2 separate regions of the Homo sapiens genome follow, and region 1 is linked to region 2. Evidence: chromatin loops called from intact Hi-C (ENCODE). Cell type or tissue: chondrocyte. All regions are shown on one strand. Links, peaks and the distances in the headings refer to the core of each region. The heading gives the core; the rest is flanking DNA.

What was found. A loop is a pair of places that touch in the nucleus more often than their neighbours do. Peaks named below come from ENCODE experiments on the same cell type or tissue, not always from the same donor. Only the 100,000 strongest peaks of a DNase experiment are listed, where the experiment ranks them.
Region 1: a loop joins it to region 2, with 4 times the contacts of the local background. A loop is called at or near these places in 4 of 110 quality-filtered maps.

The regions. Positions count from the first base shown.
Region 1 is chr10:16,515,911-16,526,431 of GRCh38, forward strand. C1QL3 (complement C1q like 3) reads right to left here and starts at 5,969. Exons shown (of 2, transcript NM_001010908.2): 1 at 4,568-5,969. The coding sequence starts at 5,155. It also overlaps a transcript of PTER not described here. RefSeq lists enhancers at 3,519-4,019, 4,020-4,520 and silencers at 4,820-4,879, 5,190-5,409, 5,680-5,909. In chondrocyte, for the core only: CTCF peaks have their summits at 3,120 (motif pointing left), 3,320, 5,232 (motif pointing left) and 5,436; DNase peaks (open chromatin) are centred at 3,764, 4,191, 4,716 and 5,041.
Region 2 is chr10:15,898,647-15,909,167 of GRCh38, forward strand. No RefSeq gene overlaps it. Among named protein-coding and RNA genes, the nearest start is that of MINDY3, 43 kb to the left of the region's middle. In chondrocyte, for the core only: CTCF peaks have their summits at 4,121 (motif pointing right) and 4,320; no DNase peak of the experiment used is centred there.

The sequences.
Region 1 (10,521 bases), core at 2,857-7,856, 620 kb after region 2:
GGATTTTATCACTTGGCAAAATGAGAGAAATGAGACAGAAGTCAAGAATTTCCATGCATTTCTTTCAAAATTTAAATGATGAGTTTTCCAATTAAATTTTCTTGTGATATAGTCTCACGTTAATGCTGAAATGTTAAAAAAAGAAGACTCTTTAACACTGCTGAACTTGTAAAGTCATTTGAGTAGTATCTTTAAAGTGTCTTTCTGGGTATCACATAGCAAAAGGAGAAAATGGCTTAAAGGATTTAGAATTGCTTAACGCTGTACTAACAGGCACTAATATAATGAAAGCAATATACCATGTAATTATGCTTGGAAGCACTGACTCCAATATATATGCCAATTTAGTAAAGTGGTCCGTTTTGACCATTAAATAATGACGCAGTTTGACTTCATAATATTTTCTAAAGATTAATCATGAGTTTGTAGGAGTTGAATGCTTTGATTCATTAATTTCATCTAGCCATTAATTCCCAGGGAAACAAATCTACAAGAAGGATATTGCTATTATGACTTGTGTTTTTTTCTCATCTTTGGATTTTTAATGGTGAAAAAAATTAAAAACAAAATATTCATGAGCTATATTAGTAATACATTAGTTATCAACCCATAATATACTCCTCAGCTATTACTAATAACCAGACATATTTTATTCAGTGCTTTGGGTATTTAGGACATGTTCTATGGTTACTGGGCTTTAACATGGTTTTCTACATGAAGGTATTGGAGAAACAGGACATACTAAAATTACTTGATTTAGACACAATAATCCTTTTAAAAATATAATGCCATTTTTATTCTCCAGGGTGTAACCACAAAACCGAGTGAACGTCACCATTTTTATTCAGTAGGCGTAACCACAAATTCCTGCGAATGCATTAGAGTGATTCCACAGACTGAAAGGTTACCCTCACAGTTTCTACCACCTTTGTTGGATCAAGCCAGTGTGGTTGCTTTTTAATGAATGTAATTCTGTAAGATTTTAACCTATACTGTACCGTAAGACTGTCCCAATTAAATAATTGCCATACTCCAGTGTACCTGGCATGATTTTGGTATGGCTGCTCACCTGATCCTACTCTAAAGATATAACAGGACTTGAAATTTCAAGCTCTAGTATTCAGCTCAGTGACTTCAACAATTCTTTCAAGCCATCAAACTATTGAGGAAGGCAATGTGTTCACCCTGGAGGCTGTTTCCAGATTCCTAAATGTACAGTGATTTCAGCATTCTGTCTGGGAATAAGATCCATCCTTCCTTCAGCGCAATCAACCGATTTCTACCTGAATTTACTCTAATATCTTTTCTTATTACAAGATAACTATTTAGATTCTGCTTTATGTTTAGTCCGTATTTCTTTAACCCTAAAAAGATTATGAATTTGACATGTCATTGATCTCTCTAATAAGCGAATACCAACCCACAAACCACTCATCCTTTTAAAAATATTTCATGGGCATCGGTGCCATAACTAATAAATTTTTAAGAGTACCAACTGGTCTTTAATTATTTTATGCTTTTAATCCTGAAACAGTATTAGTTTTCATTCGAGTGGCTTATTTATTATAGTGGCATTAGAGTGATTGTATTCAAATAGCAATTTTTCTTCATGTTTTCTGCTAAAAGGATTATCAACATTAAAGAGATTTCCTCTTTCCAAATGTAAAGCTATTTGAGTTGAACTTTTACCTTTAATATGCACTGTCATGGGCTTTCAACAAATGGTAGGATTAAATTTAGGTTGATGGCTTCATGGGGAGTATGAGAGCTGCGGTCATTTTAGGGATATGTTTCTGTGTCTGCAATAGGTTTCATAGTTTTAGCATTATCTTATTAGTGAGGATCTATCATTAGAGATCATATTTATGGTGACATTTGTAATTTAATTAATTGCTACTGATGTTCTCGTAATTTCATTTTCATTGTACTTCTGTGGAATCATAAACAAAAGGTTAAGTGGCACATCAGGTTAATTTACTGGTCTTTGATGTTTCCATCTGTGATCTTACATTCTACACAAAGTATAAATAAAATGGCTCTCATATGGTTACAGTCCAGAAGCATTTCTCTCTCTTAGAGGGAACTGCATTTTTAGTTTAATTTTTGTGCTTCTCAAAATCCACTTAATCCATAGAACATTACACTGACATGGATCTCTGAGTTTCTGTTTTATGAAAAATTAAGTCAGCTCAGAGAGGGAACCTGCCATTCTAAGAAGTGATCAGACCAGAATATAATTGAAAAGCAAGAGTGAAGTATTATTTAAAATTAATAAAAAGATTTTAAAAGATTTCTCATTTGTAACTGCCTGCAGACTGGACTTGACAAAATAGTTCTAATCTAGAGATAAAATTCCTTAACTGTAGTAGTGTAGTAACCATTTTCCAAAATAGTCCACACTGAACTAAAAAAAAATGTTTACCACTATAGATTTATTTTTCTGAATTACCTGTTGCATACCTTTTGCAGAAGTAGCAGCTTAATATTACCAATGAAAAGACTTATACATTATAAGGTCAGCTGTTTTACCTTACTATTTTTCCTGATCCTCATGGAATGTGTGTGCTAGTGTGATACAAAGGAAGATTTTACACCCCAAACAGTGAAATAATTTTAAAAACAAAACGCACATAGAACACCTACATGGTGTTATTTTCTTCAAATCAGTGTAATATACACAGGCTCAGCAGTCTAGACATCAACATTTAAACTAATTTAAATGTATTAATCCCTTCTTTTTTCATGCAATTGCAATTTCCAGATATTTAAAGATGTGAGCATTTTTACACATTTGCTGATAAAATTGGAATCATTTCATTTTAATTGATACCTCTAAAAATCATCTCTTCAGCCCGATTGTATTTTCCAGACCTGACCTTTGAGTCAGAAGAGAGCCAATTTGCAAATAAAGGGGTGTCTCATGGCTGCCTGCTGAGGGACTGTTCATAAGCCTTTTTGTGAGGGTGATTCAATAGCTCCATTCTGGTACAGTGAGTCCTGCCCGTTTTAGCCATTTGCCTATAACTGTTTTACTGTTCTGTGAATAATTTTTATTTATCTTAATATTATTTTCATGCATAATAACTATAATAAACAACCCTGTCAGTGCCTCCTGGTGGCCATTTTTCCTCTTTTTGTTATATGTGTCCTGAGGGTCCCTTAAGCTATTTGTAGGATAGGGTAGAGAATAGGACGTTTTTTGTCTTTTTTCTCTCTTACGCATTTAGGACTTTTTTTTTTTTTTTTTTGGTCTTTCACTTTTGAAAGAATTCTGACACTGAAGTAGGTCTTCCGAATCCTGCTTGAATGGTGCTTAACAGAAACCTGGGTTATAGCTAAGAATCTCTGAATGTCCAGGGGTCGAGTTACCTAAAGCCCAATAGACCTCGTTAAGTCAAAGTTGCTGCAGGAGAGGAGGTCTCTTGATGGCGATGCCAGGGTCGCGGGCCATCCCCTATGCCACTCAATAAGCAAAGTTAAAACCGAGAAACTCAGCCCACACCGCAGGCTGCAGGCTGCAAGGCCTCGCCTCAGTGGCTACTGATTCAGCGTGCACAGAAGGTCCCATTACACTTTTAGGTAGTTACAAATATTATTTTCCTCCTTTGACTAAGAGATCAAACAAGCTTCGGTTTTGCAATGACCTCGAATTTCTCCACAGTAAAGTGGCCCCAGCAGAATACTGCAGACCCATGCGTAGCCCTTGTAGCGGCGCCGACCGGCTCAGGGAATCAAATCCTCTTGGCCGGCTGGTCCAGAGGCCGATAGACCCGGGGCTGGGCTCGAACCGGTCGCCCCCCAGGCCACCTGCCTGAGCGTCCTCCGACTCCATAGAGAGTTTGGGTTCTGAGTCTGGCTGCGCGCTGTGTTTCACCGCATGAACCCCCGAATCTCAACTATTCTTTTTGTTATCAGCACTCCTTGCCTCTCCCCTCCGCTATTTTTTGGCTGAAGACGAAACTGGAGTTTGCGCCTTGAAATTGACTATATGTGAGTTTCACGGCCTGGGACACCGCAAGGACTCGGCGACGGCGAGCCCCACGGTCGCTCCTCCGCTGTGGCTGAGCCCTGCTTGGACTCATTCCTTCGGGGCCCTTGTTTCTCCCTCCGGCCTTTGTCTACCACCCCCGAGTCGGTCACCCTGCCACGCCCATTCCGGACTCCCCCAGGCCTCTCCACTCCCCAGAAAGCCCGTAAGCTACCCTCTGTTGCGGAGGATCCCACGGCCAGGGGTCGCTTCCCGCGCCGGGACTCCCCAGCGCACGAGCTGTCCCCGGGACCCAGCTCCCGGCTTCCCGCCCCTCGAGGGTCGCGCTCGCAGGGGCGCGCACCGATCGAGGGTCCCAGACTCCGGAACTGCCCTCTCCAGGCCGCGGGGCGCCCTCCTGCGCGCACGACCCCCGCCTCTCCAGGGTGGGACGGCGTCCCCCCTTGCCGTCGCTCCAGGGAGCCCGGCCGCCGCGCCCTTCCTCCGCGGGCTCCCACCCCCATTTCCGGGGTCTCCTCCCTCTCGCCCGCACCTTCCCGCGCTCCCTCCCCGCCCTCCCCGCCGCCCGCCCGCGCTCACCTGGTTGTTTTTGCAGAGATCAGCCCACATGCTGGTGCCGTCCCCTCCGCGCATCAGGACGTGGTAGGTGAAGAAGTAGATGCCCGGGATGGAGCAGGTGAACTTGCCGGTGGTGGGGTCGTAGTGGTTTCCGAGGTTGGTGACCACGTCGTCGAACTTGAGCACCTCGTAGCCTTCATGCTGCCGCTTGAGGCCGGCGTAGAAGGCGATCTTGGGCACCGTGCTGTAGGTGGCGGCGCTGATGGCCCCGGCCGCGTTCAGGCCGGGCGCCCCGGGCGGGCCCGGCAGGCCTTGGCGGCCCGGCTCGCCCTTCTCGCCCGGGGGCCCCATGGGGCCGGGTGGCCCGGGCTCTCCGGGGGGCCCGCGCGGACCCGCCTTCCCGGGCCTGCCGGCCTCGCCTTTGGGGCCCTGGATGAAGGTGGGCAGGGACTGCATGAGGCCGCGGTCGGGCGTGGCAGCGGTGCTGGGCGCCTTGGTGCCCCCGTAGGGGTCGCAGACCATGCGGCAGGTGCCCAGCATCTCGTAGTGCGCCGACGTGCCGGCCGAGCTCACCAGCACCGGGATGAGGATCACCAGCAGCAGCACCATCACCACCCCCAGCGCCCCGGCGGCGATCAGGCGCCTCCTGCTGCCCACCAGCCGGCTCAGCGCGGGGCGATCCTCTTGTCTGCTTTTGGACAGAATTTTGAAGGTTGGGCGGGGACCTCTTCAGAGCCGAAAACAACCCCCTGCGAACCCCAACTCCCCTGGGCGTGCGTGCGCCGGCCGCTGCTGCCGACTCCTGCTCCCCCCGCGGAGGCTGCGGCTGGGGAGGGAGCGCGGGCGCCCAGTGACTTGAGCCGAAGTCCCGAGCCCGGGGTGGGGGCCGGGGGAGGGGTGCGCGGGGCGCCCTCGCCCCCCGCGAGCTCCTTCGCACCTGTGGCTGCAGCCGGCGCCGGCGCGGCCACCGGGAGGGCAGAGCCAGCCGCCGCCTCCTGAGCTCGCCCGGGCAGCTCACACTTTTATGCCGCCGCCGCCTGCGATCGACTTTTCCGTTTTTGCAGACTGCGCCTGTTCGCACCAACTTTCCGTCTGAAGTTGCCTTTTTCTGCCTCCTCCTCCTCTTCTTTCGCTCGCTCAGTTCGCCCGTCCGCTGCCTTTTTTTTTTATTGCCTCCTTTCTCTCTTCCTCCTTTGCCACCACCACAACTCGAATAGACGCGCACCCCAAAGCCCCGCGTGGGCCCGGGCGTCCCCCGGGTGCGCCCAGCGGCGGCGGCGGCGGGCACGGTCGGCACGGCGAGGCTCAGAGCTGGGGCGGAGGAGCGAGCGAGCAGCGGCGAGCGCCTCACGGCCGGGAGCGGAGCGAGAGAGAGACTGAAGGCAGAATTCTGCCTGGGTACCACCTGCCAGGAGAAGAGGAGGCTGACAAACGCGCGCCGGAGCAATTTATAGGCACCCAAGGCACAGAGGAAGGGGAGCCGCTTTGGCATCTCATTGCAGCATCTGCTCTGCTCATCCCACTCAGAGAGAGTTTGGCATTACTCTGACAATGTGGGATTTTTTTTTTTTTTTCGGCCTCTCTTTTTTTCTCTCTCTGCACATGGATGAACAGTGAGATTCTGAATACTCCCTTGCTGAACCAAGCGATGGCAGGTCCTGCTGGACCCACCTGGGGAAGGGAGACAGCTGTGCGACAGCTTTCAGAGCTCAAGGGTCACACCTAAATCCCCGATTTCCCCACTGCCAGCAGCCCCAGTTGGAGGGTGGAGGTGAAGGTTGAAAGGAGGGTGGCTGAGTTGACAGTTTCTTTGCTAGCTCCTCTACAATCAGTGCTTCAGGTGTTTTCAAAATGCCACTGTTAACAGAAGGAGGGCCTTTTAGAATTTTCCAGATGGTAGATGTGATTTTCTTTTAACCTGATGGTTTTCCTCCTCTGCCTTGTAAATGAATAAGATGTTGCCCCAAGAACAGTGAGGTATGTTGAAAAGCCAAAGAACATTTGTGAATGATTTTAAATGAACATGTCCACCGCCTCTGGGGGAGGAGGGGGTTGGTCCTTTTTACAAATGCTGCACCGTGGTGAGTGCATACATACGTACTGTGCTTACAGTCTTACAGTTCTAGCAGTCTTTCGGGGGATACCGCCAATGGCCCTGAAGTTGCGTTTACTTAAAGTCGCTAAATGTACAAGAAATAACCACTTGTCAAAATGGCGTCAAAAGATCAAGCAAGAAGCTTTTGCACAAGTGCTGGGCAAGGTCTTTTCCTAGCATATGGAAAGAGTTCTATAAGCTCCATAGCAGATTTCCCGAATATACATTGAGGGAGGGGAGAAGTAGGAGAAATACAAGAAAGAAGAGCCCCCATTCTCAGTGGGTGAGCTGCAGAAGGAACAGCATGGTTTATCATATTACTGGAAGGCCTCCAGGGTAGATATCAGGCAAGTTACCCCACCAACAAATACATAAGACACACAAGAATGGCTTTAAATAAATAAGTAGAATTGAATCCTAAATCATACTTTTGCATTCAGGAGCAACAGATGTCAATCAAACGTGGGTGACATTTGCTTGTCAATACGAGGATGATGGCTGGGAAGACGGTGACTTATTACATCAGGGTGAGAATCTGAAATGAGAAAAGCAGGAACAAATAAGACTACAGCAAGCAAACAGTAACATCCTGGGTGACGATCAGCAGCCTGTGATCTTGTCTGCGGGTGTCACAGCATGGACTTCTCCTTTCCTCCCTGTGCCTCAATCTCCCCGCCCCCCAGCCTACTCCAGTCCACCCCACCAATTTAGTTCTTTCTTTCTTTCTTTCTTCTCTGTTTCAAAACAAAATAAGGTCAAACGAGCAGACAGAAGGAAACAAAGACTGAATGATTCTTTTAAGAGAAATGTCAGTAGCTCCTTCAGGCCTTGGCTGGGAGAATCAACCCTAAAAGCTGTGCTGTGTGGCTCAGCGGGGTGGGGGTCTCCACCTCCTGGCTACTGAGAGAGCCACACTGCTCCTGGTATTGGAAAATAGGGCTTCCCACTTCTCAAGCCCTTAACTTTTATTTTAGGGTAGTGGTTTTATAAATGCGCGCCTATTGCTTGGGCATAATTATACACATAGTTCCATAATATTTTTGTTCACATGAGCTGCCTTATTTTCATATTTTTAAGGAGCAAACACATAATAAGTTGTCTCCTGGCCATAATACTTACTTTCCTAACACACCTTCTGGATTGCTTCTTAAAAGTCACCTTCCTTTTGGAGGACAAAATGGTGAGGTTTGCTGCCAGCACTGGGGGGGTAGGATATTAATAAAACTCTGATGCACCAGATTATCAAATTTCATAAGGCCTCTCTATTGCTATGAAGAGTTCTGTAGGTGACACAAAAGGAGTTTTTAAAAGGTAGAGATGTATAGAGAAGTTCTCATCAAAACCTCAAGCTATGTGGAGTTTTCCCATTGACTAACGCTTAAGATATATTGGAGTCAAATGCTCATAAAATGCTCATCAATGCTTATAAAATATTAAGAGTTGAAATGGACTCTCTGTTCATGCAGATGATGAGACCGAAACAGAGAGCTTCCAGGAGGATCAATGCCATTCAATGAGCTTGCTGCTGTACTCCCCTCTACACAATATGGATATATCCCATCCCAGCCCGAGACTGGCCATACTAGTTCTAGTAACTGAGGCTTTCCTCCTACTTTCTCTGACGCCAAAGCAAATTTGATTTTGCAAGTGAGTGCCCTCACATTTTAAAGCTCTGCTGAGATTTAGAAAGGCACTCAGCAGTCATCATTCATCATGAAGTCACTCCCTCCCAGGCCACGTGGCTGACCCCAGACTTTCTATTAACTGCACAAGCCTGGGCAACACATGGATATTTGGCTCTGTAGTGAAGCAAATTTAAATTCTTGGTCTCCTTCCTCTCCTCCAGAAGTATCTCACTGTGCACTTTGGGGGAACCTTTTGGTTCCCCCACAATTTTCAAGGATGACTTGGTAGTAAACGAACTTATGGCTGGTTACTGAGACTTTCTACTGCTTGAATTTCCCAGAAGGTTCTCTGCAAAGTTACTCACGCTTCAGCTCTTGTTCTGACAGTTTGGATAAACCATCTGATATGGCATATTACTCATCATCTTCATATATATAATAATAGAAAACGTGTCAATTAAAAAAATATTTGATTTTCTTCAGTCCTCATTAGAGAACCAAGTTTTCTCTCATATTCGATAAGAATCTTGGAAGTGGGCCCTGGACTCTCATTTCTGCAGCATCTCCCAACCATCTCTCAAGAAAACACCAGGCTCCCTACTCCCATTGCACCTGTACCTGGACCTTGTGGACCCTCCAGAAGATGAAGTCCAATCCAGAAAGCCGTGATCATGGTTGGATCACAATCCTGTGATTTTCTTCTTCCCCACACCATTTCTGTTGCTTTCAGAGAGCTGAGCAGATCCTAAGCACACGACTCCCACACAGACATGCACGGCCATCCATTAATCAGTATTGAGTATCTACGGACAGCACAGCCCTACGCTGGGCTCTCACCAGGCAGACAAATATTTAGTCATGAAAATGATTTCCAAATCCAGCAGCACTTAAGCAGAAATAGCATTTCTTAGAACAGGAAAAAATAATAATAAATTAACAAACCCAAGGACTGTCTAGAGAATCAGACATAAAAAATACAAAAAAAAATTGGGACTAGATCTGCTATTTATCTTTAATTTTGCGGTCTCCAAATTTCATTTCAGAACATATACTCCTTTGACTGAAGAACTGTACATTTCTAACCAGAAAGAGTCTGCCTGGAGTTATGTAGGGAAGCCGTATATTCTTATGGCTTTGGAATCAGATGGGTCTTAATTTGAATACTAGCTTCCTCATTTAGGAGCTGTGAAAGTTTCTTAATCTCCCAGAGGCTCAATTTCCATTTCTGTAAAGTGGAAATAACACTAATACCTAAATTATAGGGTTGTTGTGAAGAGTAAGTGAGTTAATGCATATAATTACAATGGTACCCAATTTATAATAAGAGCCTAATAACTGCCAACTATCAACTTAGTATATTGTAGGACTAATGAGTAGTGTATGCCTATGAATTGAATGGAAGAATGCAAGGCTTAGTAAAGGAAGCTGAAACCAAAGGGCCTGACTTAAGACAAATGGCATAAAATGAACGGTAAGTATGTTAGACTTAGATAAAACTGAGGGGAACACCAAAATTCTCCAGGAGAGTTGCCAAGGTGTACTCTCCTGTAATATCAAGCAAAACAAAACTCAAAACTCAAAACAAGGATCACATGACTCTTCTCCAAAGTAAGAAGACAAAGTTTTATATCAAGGTCATTTGAATTCATTGTGCTTTGATAGCCCAAGTTTTCAGATGTAAGACCTAGTAGGATGTATTAACACATGCTTTTTGTCCTCTAGGAATTCCGCAAGTCAACAAGTTGCAAATGTACTTAAAAATTATTGAGGTCGATATTCAGGAACTGTTTCTGTGGATAACAATTCTCAAAAAAGCAAACATGCCAGAGAGGGCTGCTTTGTTTTGTTGTTTGTTTGTTGTTTTGGGAGTTGGTTTTTTTTTGTTTTTTTTTTTTTTTTTGAGACAGGGTCCCACTCCATCACTCAGGATGGAGTGCAGTAGCATGATCTCGGCTCACTGCAACCTCTGCCTCCCAGGTTCAAGGGATTCTCATGCCTCAGTCTCCTAAATAGCTGGGATTACAGGCATGCACCCCATACCAGCTAATTTTTGTATATATATATAAATTTTTTTTTAAGTAGAGACAGGGTTTCACAATGTTGCCCAGTCTGGTCTCGAACTCCTGGCCTCAAATTATCCAACTGCCTTGGCCTCCCTAAGTGTTGGGATTACAAGAGTGAGCCACTGAGCCCGGCCCCACTTTGTACATGAACCAGAAGAGCAGTCACTCTGAAAGACACCTAAGTCATAGCCA
Region 2 (10,521 bases), core at 2,036-7,035:
GTACATGGAGTGCTATAGATGTTTGTTAAATTAATAAGTATATGTTCTATCTTCTTCTCTCTTTTTTTTTTTTTTTTTGAGACGAAGTTTCACTCTTGTTGCCCAGGCTGGAGTGCAATGGTATGATCCCGGCTCACCACAACTTCTGCCTCCCAGGTTCAAGCAATTCTTCTGCCTCAACCTCCCAAGTAGCTGGGATTACAGGCATGTGCCACCATGCCCGGCTAATTTATGTATTTTTGGTAGAGACGTGGTTTCTCCATGTTGGTCAGGCTGGTCTCGAACTCCTGATCTCAGGTGATCCGCCCGCCTCAGCCTCCGAAAGTGCTGGGATTACAGGTGTGAGCCACTGCACCTGGCCATGTTCTATCTTCTTTTAATATATAGCATAACTACCAACTAAGTAACACACTTGGCATGCAGTAGGCAGAATTCTAGAGAAGACCCCAATAGTCCTTACCTTTGTGTAATTCTATTCCATTTGAGTGCCGTGGAAAATATGCATATGATGAGATACCACTCCCATGATTATAAATTCTATTATATTATACGGCAAAAAGGGAGAAAATCTAATTACATGAACCCCTTTAAAAGCCAAGTTTTAATGGACTGGTGAAACGAATCAGGGATCCAAAGCTTGGAAAGGGATTTGATGCATCTTTGCTGGTTTCAAAGATGGATGGGACCACTCCCAGCTCCTAGAGGCCAAGGAATGCAGGTGGCCTCTAGGAGCTGAGAGTGGCTTCCAGCTGATAGCCAGCAAGGAAACGGGGACCTCCACTTCTGCCAACAATCTGGATGAGTTTAGACGTGGATTCTTCCATATACTCCAAATAATAGACCAACCGGCTGATACCGTGGTTTCGGTACTGGGAGACCCTATGAAAAGAATCCAGCCATGAATGAGTCAGGTCATCCTAGAGTTCTTACTTACCTACCTGGCTGTGATATAACAAATTAATATTGCTTAAAGCCACAACGTTTGTAGCAATTTGCTTTGTAGCAATGAACAACTGGTATACCTAGTGTGCAACTTCATCAGATAAATTGTGTGTGTGTGATGTGTGTGTGTGTATATATATATTCTGCTGTTTTTGTTTCATTAATAGATAATAGGTGCTCTCAAATCAAATTGATGCTTGCTAATTAAATCAGAGTACTTAGTCTAAGGTGGTTTGTTCATTTCAAACAATGTAGCGAACTGTTATTGGGTATCTGCCATGTCTCATGTACTATGCTGTGTCCTGGCTGAAATTCAATCCTGAATATAATATACACAAAATAGCTTGATGTTCTGGATCACAATGGCTGAGACATAATTGCAGACACAAACCTTATGTCAAAGAAGTGAATATAATAGTCTTAGAGTTTGAATATTTAGGGGTTTTCTGCTATAACAAGTAAATTTACTTTCTAATAAATATTCCAATTTTATGTTTGGTTCTTTGTCAAATATACCTGACATTTTTGGATAATATCCTTTTTCTCTTATGTATTTTTAGGTACTTTGCCCCAGAAGAATGTTTGCTAACTTGTATTTAGCTTTTCTAGTGCTTTAGTGTTGGTGTCGTCAGGTTAATTTGTCAGTCATATGGCTAGAAATTAAATTCTTTAGGTTGTTTGGAATTGCTAAAGTAACTATATGGTATGTAAGGCATTCTTCTATTGAAGTAATACATATACCTTAAAGAATTGTACTTTTGCAGCCTGAAAACATAAACAAATTCAAAATGCTGATGTAAAACCTCCTTAATGCCCTTAAACCAGAGATGGTAGACAGCAGTATAATGATGATTGTCCATGATTATGGTCAATTTTTCAAGTATTTATCCAGAGTTTTACATATGAAACAAAAGCTCAACATCTCTGATCATTAGAGAAATGCAAATCAAACCACAGTGAAATACCATCTCATGCCAGTCAGAATTCCTATTATTAAAAAGTCAAAACTAACAGATGCGGGTGAGGTTGTAGAGAAAAAGGAACACTTTTACACTGTTGGTGGGAGTGCAAATTAGTTCAACCATTATGGAAGACAGTGTGACAATTCCTCAAAGACCTGGAGGTAGAAATATCATTTGACCCAGGAATCCCATTACTGGGTATATAATACCCTAAGCAATATAAATCATTCTATTATGAAGATACATGCCCATGCATGTTCACTGCGGCACTATTCACAATAGCAAAGACATGGAATCAACCTAAATACCCATCAATGATAGACTGGATAAAGAAAATATGGTACATATACATCATGGAATACTATGCAGCCATAAAAAGGAATGAGATCATGTCCTTTGCAGGGACATGGATGGAGCTAGAAGCCATTATCCTCAGCAAACTAATGTAGGGATAGAAAAACAAACACCACATATTCTCACTGATAAGTGGGAGTTGAACCATGAGAACACATGGACATATGGCAGGGAACAACACACACTGGGGCCTGCTGCAGTGTGGAGGGGGGAAGAGCATTAGGAAGAATAGCTAATGGATGCTGGACTTAATACCTAGGTGATGGGATAATCTATGCAGCAAACCACCATGGCACATGTTTACCTTTGTAACAAACCTGCACATCATGCACATGTAACCCCAAACTCAAAAGGTGAAGAAAAAAAGAAGAAAAACAGTTTTAGTGTATGCTGAATTATGACAGATCCCATTGCACATACAGAAGACTAAAATAAAGTATCTGAACATGGTAGCTGAGGAGCCAAGCACTACTTTAATATATACAGAGCTGGCCACAGAGTAGGCTAGCCAGGCAACTGCTGTGTCTCAGTCTGGAGGGCATGCCAAATATCAGTAGAAAAATAACAAGACCGAGAAGATCCTATAAACAAATCATTTCTGAGAGTATGCACTATGTGTGTCTGGAATGAATGTTTTCAAGTAGCTTCTTGAGGGTGAGGAAGAGGGTGGTGAGACCCTTAGAGATACGCCATACTGTAGGGCTTGTGTTTTAGGGAGTGAAGTAGGAAGGTCTTCGAAACAGTAGGGTAGTGACTGTGCTCTGTGGTCCCTGCCCTATGTGCTTCCTCATACCCCATGAATCTCTTCTGGATTAACATGTAACTAACATGAATTAGAAAGGTACCAAATTATTAACCTTCCAGGGGGTCCTACACATGTATTGGCTCAGAAATTGACAAGAAAACAGTAAATACAACATGACATAGAGGAGCAAGTCTAAAACATAATGAATATGAAGGATTTAGAGAGTTAAGACATGGTAGGTGGTAGCTGCACAGTACAGTAGATGTGGAGACTTGAGGTAGACCCTGAAAAGAGAGGAGAAGTTACATTTTCCTGTAGGGGTGATTTTTTTTTTTCAGGGAGACCCATGGCAGAGCGGGGAACAATGAGGAGGAACCCTCGCTGGAATCCAGGCTTTGGACAGGAATGTGAGCAGGTGAGTCAAGACCAGCTGGCGGAGAGATTAAATTCCTGCCAGAGAGAGATTTCAGAGTTGATCTAACAGACAATAGGGAGTGATTTGCTTTTGTTAAACAGGTGGTGCTGATTAATTGAGGGTACCCAGGAGTCAATCAGCAAGTTAGCAGCTGAAGAAGTTTAGTGTACTGAAGAGTATTTCCTTTGGAGAAATGCTCCCAAAGTGGTCCAATAAGAACCACTCGGGGCCAATTGTTTCAACTGAAGATTGCTAAGCCGCTCTTGCAGTGCTCATTTCCATGGGTTTGGGATGAAAGCAGTATTTCTACAGGCTCACAGAGTAAGTCTTATTTACACATAGTTCTTTTATAGGTAGTTAGAAAATGTATTTTATAACAGACTTAGTGTTTGCCATCTGGGGACTTTTGGTCAGATTAGACAGAAAAGAACCCTAATCTTGGTGAGGAAAGCAAGAACTTGAGTGAGCTTCATTTGAACAATCTAACATTTTCCATTTAATGGCTTTAAAGGAATCCCCCAACTTTTGGAGTGTTTTGTATTATTAATTCGTTTCTGAATTGCAGTATTTATAAAAAGACTTGTGCAGCTTAAAATAAGACATTCCACAAAACTGCCAATATTACTAAATGGTTTCTAATGAAATATCCAGTCTGTCCAACCACTGTATTTTGGTATCAACGGAGGATTTTTCTCCTTTTGACCAGTAGAGGGGGCTATAACTCTTGATATAAATAGCTGTTTTTCCTAGACAGAAATTACATCACCGAGCCGTACTGTTGAACTATTGTACCCTTGAATTTACAATTAATATACTAGAACTATAATGTGGTGCATATTTTTTTTTTTTTTTTTGAGACGGAGTCTCGCTCTGTCGCCCAGGCCGGACTGCGGACTGCAGTGGCGCAATCTCGGCTCACTGCAAGCTCCGCTTCCCGGGTTCACGCCATTCTCCTGCCTCAGCCTCCCGAGTAGCTGGGACTACAGGCGCCCGGCATATTTTTCATACTTTATCACTTTAGACTTACCTACATTATTTATGGTACCGCTTGTTTTATATCTCCCAGTATAAACTTCTTTGCCAGCCCAAATGGACCACAATTATGAGGATAAATGTGGCTCTTTTCTTGAGTCCAACATTACTTCTGCCTTCCCCCTTTTCTGGAACTCCAGTGGTTACCATTTGTCTGAATATAACTTGCTTGCTTGAAACCCAGTTCAGAAACAACTCTTTAATAAATCCTTCTCTTATCTTCCACTTCTCAATTTGCATAGCATGATTAAACTACTATTTTATTGATGATGATTGATTGATTGATTGAAAGGGAGTCTCACTCTGTCACCCAGGATGGAGTGCAGTAGCGCAATCTCGGCTCACTGCAACCTCCGCCTCCCGGGTTCAAGCAATTCTCCTGCCTCAGCCTCCAGAGTAGTTGGGATTACAGGCATGAGCCACCACGCTCAGCTAATTTTTGTATTTTTAGTAGAGATAGCGTTTCACCACGTTGGCCAGGCTGGTCTCGAACTCCTGACTTCAAGTAATCTGCTCACCTGGGCCTCCCAAAGTGCTGGGATTACAGGTGTGAGCCACCACGCCTAGCTTAAGCTCCTATTTTCTAGTGCTTAATACAACTGTTTATTTTATCTTTATTAAATACATCATGATTTTTATTATTCTTCTATTAGATCATAACTAAATTTCCAGAAAAAATATGAAATGCCCTGTTAAGTTTGAATTTCAGATGAACTAAATTTTTTTTGCTGTTGTTGTTTGTTTGTTTGAGACAGTCTTGCTCTGTTGCCCAGACTGGAGTGCAGTGGCACAATCTTGGCTCCTTGCAAGCTCCACCTCCCGGGTTCATGCCACTAAATGTTTTTTAGTATAACTAAATCCCATAAAATATTTGAAACATGCTGACACTAAAAAGAATTTATCTAGAATTCACATTAACCAAAAATTTAATATTTTTATTTGCTAAACCTGGCAACCTTAATTATAAACACTTTGATTGTTGAGTCTTTGTCTTGTTCACATTCATGACGACAGAGCATAGTGTCAATTTATAGTAGTTGCTCAATAAATGAAAGGGTCAAGATGTAATATGTGGCCAAGTGATTGTAGACTGAGAATGAGCATTATTACTTTGAATAACTGCTTTTAAATGATCTGCACTAGTATTACATTAATGTGTTCACAGTGAATTATTATTCATTCTAAAAAAGAAATAGTTGTAAGGAAAAACTTTGTGCTAAGTAGAAATTTAAGGATTTAAAAATAAAAATTGGAGGGAACATTTGAAAGATATTTAAGTGTCTTAAAATATCTCTTTGAGTTGTTAAGAAACATGATGTGATTAAGAAAAGTCTCCTGCCAAATGAATCCCTTACGAGAAAAAAATGTATGATTTTAAAAGATGCATTATGTGTTGAATCAAGACATAAATTATAAAGAGATGGTACCAGTACTATTCATTGTTTAGAATAATGAGCTTGTTCCCATACTTGGACTTGAAATGGAAAGAAAAAGTGCTGTACAGGTGCTATACAATCAGGGGTAGTACCCTGATTGAATAAATGTATTTTGTATACTTAATCTAAAATATTTATAAGTCTAGCTACCTTAAACCAAATCTTGGGCATCTCTCCACAAGTCGCTGAGGCATTGGGAAAGATTTAGAAAAGAACAAACATTTATAATTAACCTCTATCAACAGGTAAATTCTGCACAGTCTGTAAAACCTTCCTCTGACAGTTAGAAGTCTTATGTTGGGTGATCTTATGACCAAGTTCCATTATAGTCAGCATGACAAGACATTGGTATGTAGAGAGATGAAATTATACTGACATAGCCAATTTAAAAGAATAGCAGTCTAAAGCAGAGGATACACACACATTTGCACACACATACACATCTGTGTGCACATGCACACACACCAGGATAATCACAGGCGACTGAAAGTTGAAAGCAATTTGAATCTCATTAGCAACAAGGAAATACAATTTATAACAGCGAGATACAATTCTTCACCTATTTGCTAAAATAAAAAAAAAGCTACTACTCAATACTGGCAGCACATCACACACTGTTGGTGGGAGTAAAAATTGGTATACTCCTTCTAGAAAGTATCTTGGTTTTTTATATATATATATATATATGTATTACAGACGTTAAAAACTTCATATACTTTACCTAGTAAGAGGCTTTTTATAAATTCTCAGGAAGGAAACATACAGAAACTCATATAAAGGAATATGTGCAGATAATCTCATTACATTTGGAGGAAGGAGGGGATATTCATCGTTCTTGGTGGCAAGCTAGAGCAGCTCCCTTTGCTGGTCCGCTTCTTGGGGGACAGGCACTATTGGCCCAAGATTTGCTTTATCACATAGGACCAACCTTTTATTTCTGGCCCTGCTATTGTCTCTTGTTGAGACCTCTCTCCCCCCGCCACCACCCTAATCCCCAGCTCTCTGCACAGAAGGCCTTATGACGTCCTAGTGTTTTGCAAAAGAGTAGAGTTGGAGGCCTTGCTCTGCTGTTATTCCTGAGGCCTGGAAAGACAGGCCTGTTTACATCCACCCCTTTTCCAGGTACATTTCTGGAATTTGTCATTTTCATGTAAATATTTAAATGTTTAATGAAAACAAGTGGCTGTATAGTTGGCTATTAATATTTATTAAATAATATTTCCTTAATGATTTGAAGTGCTACCTTTAACTTATAATGAGATCACCATTTGGGGAACATTTTCTACTCTCAATTTGTTCCACTGATGCTTCTGTATATTCCCTCCATGGGCTTTTAAATTTTGTAAATATGTAAGGGTAACTTTTCATATCATTCTACTTCTTGTGTTGGGTTTGTATCTAACTCTAGAATGAGTCAATGGGTTCAAGGTCAAATGATCCCATTGTTCACATGGCCTTATCTGCTGTGAAGAAAAGGAGTCACAAAAAGTCTGGGATTAAGTTCCTTTTCTCTGTGTTCCATAGCAGCCTCACTGCTTTGCTTTATTGAATCTTCCTATTATCTCTACACTAGATTGTGTCTTAAGGCCAGGACATACCCATCCCTGATTCCTCTGTGCCTGGCTTAGAACTGGTACCTTGTCCAAGCTTCTGATTGTACAGATGTCTTACTCAGTCTAGGCTGCTATAACAGAATGCAATCGAGATAGATGTGAGCTTTCAAGATTAAGAACTACATCTCCATCTATTTTGTTTGTTTTGTTTGTTTTTGAGTCTGGGTCTCTCTCTGTCACCCAGGCTGGAGTGCAATGGTGCAATCTTCGGCTCACTGCAACCTCTGCCCCCTGGGTTCAAGCAATTCTCCTGCCTCAGCCTCCCAAGTAGCTGGGATTACAGGCTCCTGCCACCATGCCCAGCTAGTTTCTGTATTTTTAGTAGAGATGGGGTTTCACCATATTGGCCAGGCTGGTCTCTTGGTCAGGCTGGTCCTGAACTCTTGACCTCGTGATCCGCCCACCTTGGCCTCCCAAAGTGCTGGGATTACACGCGTGAGCCACCGCACCCAGCCCATTTCCATCTATTAATATATTCATCTCTGCAGTGAATCTGGAGAAGCACAAAGGGCTGTGGAAAAAGTAGACATTGGGACAGATTTTCCCAGTGATCAGGACTGCTTGCCGATGCTTCTGATTATCCTTCCTCTGTTAGTGTGTTGGTCTAAGGAAGGCTGTAATTAAAGCTGTAGGCTTTCAAGTTAGAATTAGTTTTTCTATAATTATATTTTGTTCTCTGGGAACGAGGTCCACTCCGTCCCTTGCCAGCCATATCATGTATGTGTTATCTAACTTACAGACATTCAAATTTGAAATGCATTTTCAAGAACAATTGTTACAGTGACCGATCTTCCAATTGAAACAAAATTTGGGACAATGAATCCTATATTCAATTGACTTTTAGGATTCAATATCTTTTCCCTGTGGCCTCCTGTTTTCTAAAAGTAAATCTTCAAAACAGTATTCTGCAATTTCATAGACCTTTTGGTATTGCAACCACTTTCAGTATGCTTCCAATATATTTAATTAATTCTTTCTACTTTATTACAATAGAATAATATATTTCTGCATTATTCCTTATGGTCATTAAAAATTTAAAATATCAGGTATCTGGTTCTTATCTGTTCAAAATGAATCCAGATGTTCACGTACTGCCCGGGTGCCAGATTTTTTTTTCCATCATAGGCTTAACTTTGGAGAATAAATTTGGAACAATTCTGTGGGGACTGTTGGTCACAGATGGCTGAGTAATCATAAATCCTTGGGTGGAGATAGAGTCCTTCTGGATTGCAGCGCTGAAACTGATTTTCATAATTTAAAATACTCAACCCTGCATCATCCACGTAAACAAAAGGTGTCTCTTGTTTAAGTGTTTCTTTTTTAAAAAAGTGACATGTAATTAGCTTCTAACACCTTAATTTCATGTTTACTCTTAACTTTATTTTTTGGCTTCTCTTCCAGAAATTTGTTCCTACCCTCCAGGTATAAAAGGGTTCAGTTTCTTTCAGTTAAAAAGAAAAAATCCCTCTTCTTGCTGGAAACTTTTGCTTGTATCTTGAGCTGAGTTATAACACACTTTCTCTTCTCATCACCCTTGTCACACAGCATTATAATAATCGGTGCATATATGTGAGCTCCTTCAAGGCAGAGATTGTCTCTTATCAATAGCTGCAACTCCATCGCTTAGCAGAGCGTCTGGTATGTAACAGGTGCTAAGTGAAAAATGAAGGATGGTCTCTTAAGTCAGAGGTTATATTGCAACATGTTGATTGTCCAGTAAAGGATAAAGTAAGGCTTTAGTAAGTTCTTTAGTCATTTTACTTAAAAATGTTTTAACTATTTATTTTACAAGCAGAAGGAAAGTTATACATTCTTGATTTGCAGAAGAATTTAACATGATTTCTAAGCGCTATTTATTACGTTTAAGAGTTTAAAACATTTTTTTCCTGAGGCTGTTAACTTCATCAATCAAGCCCAAGTAGAATCTGGTGGCACGCTCAAGTTAGGATAATTCGTGAGGGGGCAGAGGTGTTTTGTAAGGGGACTACGTAAAAGGGGTAGCACGGGAGCCGAGAGAAATTCCGAGATAGTACAGTGCCTTGGGGCTAATATACCAGGTGTGGCCAACCTTAGGACCAAAAGGAAGAGTTGAGATAATGGTATTGGAAATTGAAAGGAGAAAATGGTGTGTTTTGAGAACTGTGCCCTTCTGTGGAGGGACATGACCAGCCTGAGGCAACCAACTATGCTTTCCTCTCTCCCTTTGATGATCTGCTGGGACTCTCTGTTTGCTAACCCAAAAGCAAGCCTGAGGAAAGGAGCACCTATTGCTATGGGCCTTAGGGGTTGACCTCCCAAGCAAGAAACAAGATGGCAGAGGATGGAGAGTCTATGTGAAGGGGAATGGCAGATCTGGGGCACAGTTATGACAGTTTATTATACTGAAAGTATTTTTTCTGTGGAATAGCCATCCTGCTGAAAGAAAGGCACAAAACCAGAAAACAAATGCTCAATGTAGTAGGGTCTGCCTGATTTTTTTTTTTTTTTTTTTTTTTTTTGAGTGCATTTAAAGCAATCCTGGCCTTCAGGAACTGCACTGGGTGGCAAGATATGATAAGCCCAAGAAAGCCTTCGATTATATAATATTAGCCCAAATGTGAGTGAATTGTGTACCATCGATGGCACTGCCTGTGGCCTCAGGTTCACCCTCATATAGAGTTCAAGACCACATTTGCACTAATGAGATAGTTCATCCCATAAGAGAATGCATTTCTCAATGCCCTAAAATGCTTTCCTTTTGCATCAGTCTTTTTTTTTTAATAATGTAGAGAGATTTCTCCAGCTGGATTCACTCTGTGTTGCCTGCAAAATGCAATTTGTTTTCTAAATGCTATATTATCTTCGTCCACCACCTTCAATTTACATTTTAGTAAATGGTACTTTAGTTCTCTGAAAATTCTCTTTATGCTCTATATTGGACTTAAGTAGATGCCAATTTTCACATATCTGGCTAAAAAGAATATTGATGTCTACATAAATTTGAGAATAGAAGACTTTATACGTATTGATTTTACCACACCAC